Linked DNA regions of Homo sapiens: region 2 is linked to region 1. Evidence: read pairs that join two places in POLR2A ChIA-PET (ENCODE). Cell type or tissue: PC-9. All regions are shown on one strand.

Region 1 (2,500 bases):
AATTTTACTGATTTTGGAAATCTAATATTAATCTTAGCATTGGCTTTAGTGGAGAATCTGTCCAATGTTGTAGATCTTTATGGAGAGGTATTTTAAATTGTGAAATTTTTTTCTTAGACATGTAAGACTTTTATATACACTGTTGGTGGATGTGCTTTTGATTGTGCTGAATCGATCTATACATTTAAAATACAATAAAAAGAATTTAGGTCCAGCATAGAAGCCGAAGAATATCTCTTATCCAAAATGCTTGGGACCAGAAGTGTTTCAGGTTTGAGATTTGTTTTTTCTTCAGATTTTGGAATATTTGCTGATACTTAAATGGTCCTTTGAGCATCATGTCAGTGCTGAAAAAATTTTGGATTTTGGAGCATTGAAGATTTTGGATTTTTGGATTAGGCATGCTCAGCCAGTATAGAGAAACTTCATCTTACCATGCATAAGCTGAAAAATTTTTTTGACAAGAATACACTTCCACTCTCTATTATAAATTATAGAATTAAATAGCAGGCTTTGATTGAGGGTCTCTTGTACTGCCCGGTACTGAGCAGCTGGAGAGTAACAGATCAAACAAAAGGGAAAAAAAAAAAAACATCCTACTACATTTATAGTAAATTAAGTGTGTAGAACATGGTGTAAACATTTCAAAAGCCATTCAACTCAGTATTTTTTGAGCATCTCATGTAGGCTACCTACTTTATTTTGTTTTGTTTTTTAGCCCCAGACTACTTCTTTCTAGTTTCAGCCAATTGTTTAAAAACTAAATAATGCTTGTTGTGTATGACAGAAGCTGGGAAAACTCAGTATTATCCCATTTCCAGTAGTAGTGCAAAAAAAGGCAAATCGTTTAAGGATGATTCATTAGAAACATGGCCTCCCTCATCAAAGGATGGCATGTTCTATCATTAGAGAAGTAATTTATGTGATGTGATCATGAGTGCTGTTGACTTAAAGGGCTTGTAATCTGTAGGAATCTGTGACTCAGCATCTGGCCTCTGGAAGCAGGTTCTTAGCAGACTGTCAAAGCTCAAGGTGAGCTTCAGGTCATCCAACTCCTCAGTTTTTTTTTTTTTTTTTTTTAAAAAACAAATGAGGACCTGAAGTCCAGAGAAGAGAGGCCATTTGCCATGGTAGTGTGTTATTGCCAGAGAAATATCAGGAGAAATTGTGAAATTTGGAAAAAAAAATTACCAAATGTCCTTCAGAATGCTAGGCATTGACTAGTAAACCCTTCTAGGTTATCTGATTCTATAGTGCTCTACACCTTTCATTTCTTTGAACTATTTTAAATCCTTTAAAATTATAGAAAACTGAGGGTAATACAAATTATTCTTATCTGTAGAAATGCAAATGAATTTTGTCTTGCAAAGGTGCAATTGTTACTACTCCTCACACACATGAAGCTGGGTTTGCGTTTACTAACACATTCATTTCAGCATTTTCTGGCTGCCTCTTGTACCAGTTTTTAACATTTTACTGGATCTGTTTTTAATGAGTTAAATGAAACCTTTAACATGTGTTCATTTTATATTTGTATGGCAATCATAATTTTGCCTTAAAAATTATCTTTTAACAGGAAGAAACTAAGATTTTAGTAAGCATTCTCTGTTCCTTTTGTTAAATAAACAACATGTCCACAAACGTAGTGTAAATGTCCAATCGGCTTTTATTAGCAATTCATAAATTGGAGCAACATCTCATTCTATAAAATAGAATAGATGCTTCGCAGGGCATGTCAGAACAATTGGTTTATGAAGGTGGGAACAAGGAAATAAAAATTGAAAAAGCAGATTGACTAATATCAAGTTACTTCAAGTTACTTTTCTTATAAGGGTTAAGCAGAGGAGACTTCCCTATCATGCCAGCTCCGGTTAACTGGGCCTCTTTTGATTGGTTACTGGGATTCTCCTGTTTTCAAGAAAACTTGATCTGTTTGGGATTTTACCTGCTTTCTTAATGTTTCAGTTTGACTTTGTGATACTTAGCATGAGTGACTTCATTTTAGTTTGGTCTTTTGGGGCCTAGTATGGGAGCTTAGTCCAAAACAGTGAACTCCTATAAATTTTATTTAACACTTCATTCACTGTGAATAGGTAGAAGCACCATTTACATGGGTTTCTGAAATGGCTAGACAATCAGTTGTAATTTTCTCTCACATTTTTATGTGTTTATTGGTCATGTGGGTGACATCTTCTTAAAAAATATTTTATTGAGGGTGAATTTCATGTAACATAAAATTAACCATTTTAAAGTGAATGATTCAGTGGCATTTAGTACATGCATAATGTGTTGCAACCACACTTCCATCTAGTTCTGAAACATTCCCATCACTTCTGAATAAAACCTCTTATCCATTAAGAAGTTTCTCCCCATGCCTCTTCCCCATATACCCTAGCAACCACCAATCTGTATTCTGTTTCTATGGAATTTTCTGTTCTAGATATTTTATATAAATGGAATCATACAATATGTGACATTTTGTGCCTGGCTGCTTTCACTT
Region 2 (2,500 bases), 230 kb before region 1:
CTGCTTGAACCCGGGAGGCGGAGGTTGCAGTGAGCCAAGATTGCGCCACTGCACTCCAGCCTGGGTGACAGAGCATGACTCTGTCTCAAAAAAAAAAAAAAAAGAAATTTCATATATAGCTTTGCATGGCCTGGTGTGTTGGCAGTTTGCTTGTTCTCAGTGATATTGAAACTGTGGATATACTTATTGCATAAATGATTCCTTATTGCAAAAATGATTCCTTATTGCAACAGTATGGCAAGGAAGACCAATGAGAAGCAGAGCTATCATTCTCCTAGGTGTTTATTTTATTTATTTTTTTGTGACAGAGTTTTACTCTGCCGCCCAGCCTGGAGTGCAGTGGTGCAACCTTGGCTTGCTGCAACCTCTGCCTCCCAGGTTCAAGTGATTCTCCTGCCTCAGCCTCCCGAGTAGCTGGGATTACAGGTGCCCAACAACATGCCTGGCTAATTTTTGTATTTTTAGTAGAGACAGGTTTTGCCTTGTTGGCCAGGCTGGTCTCAAACTCCTGACCTCAGGCGATCCACCCGCCTTGGCCTCCCAAAGTGCTGGGAGGCATGAGCCACGGCGCCTGGCCTCTGCTAGGTGTTTTAAACACCCTGCCTTGGACTGGTGGGTAGAGGTTAAAAGGAGAGAGGACTCAGGATGGGGGAGGGCTTTACTTGATGGAGACAGGATGCTCAAGAACAGTAGTGGGAATGTGGTTGGTTTGGGGAGAGCTGGTTCCAAGTGGAAGATGCTACAGGGAGGACAGCAGAGTCACCTGTTGTGCCCTGAGGACAGCCTCTGACCTTCAAGGACAGCTATCATTTGCCTCTGAGAACCACATGAACCCTAACACGAAAACATCTTAAGGAGCAGATACTTCTTGGGAATACTTTCTGTCTTCTCTTATTCTCATTTAATAGGGAATCAGCCTGGCGGAAGGGAAAGCGATCTAGACCAGGAGTCTGGAGGCCCAGGCTCAGCTCTGCCTTTAGACAGTTGAATATCTTGGTCAAATCATTTCCCTTCTCAGGCATCTTTTTTTTTTTTTTTTTTTTTAATCTGTCAAACCAGATTGCTGGAACCAGATCATCCCTGAGATCCCATCCAGCTCTGACGGTCTGTGAGTCTAATATCCTGAAAAAGTGGTGGAAGAAGTTGCATGGCTACCAAAAGGAGCATGTGGGTGCTGAGTCAGGTAGACCTGAGTTTACATCCAGTGCCAGCTCTTACTAGGTGTGTGAACTGTGACAATTATTTCACTGGTCTCGGCCAGGCACAGTGGCTCATGCCTGTAATCCCAGCACTTTGGGAGGCCGAGATGGGCGGAACATGAAGTCAGGAGATTGAGACTATCCTGGCTAATATGGTGAAACCCCGTCTCTACTAAAAATACAAAAAATTAGCTGGGTGTATTGGCGGGCGCCTGTAGTCCCAGCTACTCGGGAGGCTGAGGCAGGAGAATGGCGTGCACCTGGGAGGCAGACCTTGCAGTGAGCCGAGATCGCACCACTGCACTCCAGCCTGGGTGACAGAGGGAGACTCCGTCTCAAAAAACAAACAAACAAACAAACAAACAAAAACCATTTCACTGGTCTCAGCCTGAATTCCCAGATCTATAAAACTGGTGTAGTATTTGCCAGGCATGGTGGCTCACGCCTATAATCCCAGCACTTTGGGAGGCCGAGGCGGGCGGATCACCCTAGGTAGGGAGTTCAAGACCAGCCTGACCAACATGGAGAAACTCCATCTGTACTAAAAATGCAAAATTATCCGGGCGTGGTGGCGCATGCCTATAATCCCAGCTACTTGGGAGGCTGAGGCAGGAGAATCGCTTGAACCTGGGAGGCGGAGTTTGTAGTGAGCCGAGATTGTGCCATTGCACTCCAGCCTGGGCAACAAGAACAAAACTCTGTCTCAAAAAAAAAAAAAAAAAGAAATTGGTGTAGTACCTACAATGCAGGTCTGTTGTGAGGATGAAATGAAACAGTGCATGTCCCTGTTTCCCAGACTGTGTGTCAAGGCACCCTAAGGCTTGGCAGGGAACTCACATGAGTACAACCATGGCATATTTCAAAATTTTGAGGGAACCATGGTGACGTATGTTGAGTACCAAACATATTTCATTTGAACATTAGATTGTGCACATTCCTTTATGCCCTGATGTTGTATCTTCAAAAAGCCAGGGTTTTGATGTGACAAAAGGCAAGTACCTTGTAAAAATCAAGATGGAACACAAAATGAGGGTGGTGGTGTCCAATCTGATTCCAAGGTGTAAAAAGTTGAGCAGTGTGTAATAGGTGTACATATCTCATTAATAAGTAACTGGGACGGCTGGGCACGGTGGCTCACGCCTGTAATCCCAGCACTTTGGGAGGCTGAGGTGGACGGATCACGAGGTCAGGAGTTCGAGACCAGCCTGGCCAACATGGCAAAACCCCGTCTCTACTAAACATACAAAAATTAGCTGGGCGTGGTGGCGCACGCCTGTAGCTCCAGCTACTCAGGAGGCTGA

What was found. ChIA-PET counts read pairs that join two places held together with the same protein. Peaks named below come from ENCODE experiments on the same cell type or tissue, not always from the same donor. Only the 100,000 strongest peaks of a DNase experiment are listed, where the experiment ranks them.
Region 2: POLR2A ChIA-PET joins it to region 1 with 9 read pairs; 4 of 35 experiments call an interaction of 5 or more read pairs at or near these places.

What each region holds. Positions count from the first base shown.
Region 1 is chr5:137,832,084-137,834,583 of GRCh38, reverse strand. No RefSeq gene overlaps it. Among named protein-coding and RNA genes, the nearest start is that of MYOT, 35 kb to the left of the region's middle. In PC-9, no CTCF peak of the experiment used is centred here; a DNase peak (open chromatin) is centred at 973; H3K27ac peaks cover 1,943 bases.
Region 2 is chr5:138,059,454-138,061,953 of GRCh38, reverse strand. No RefSeq gene overlaps it. Among named protein-coding and RNA genes, the nearest start is that of WNT8A, 23 kb to the left of the region's middle. In PC-9, no CTCF peak of the experiment used is centred here; no DNase peak of the experiment used is centred here.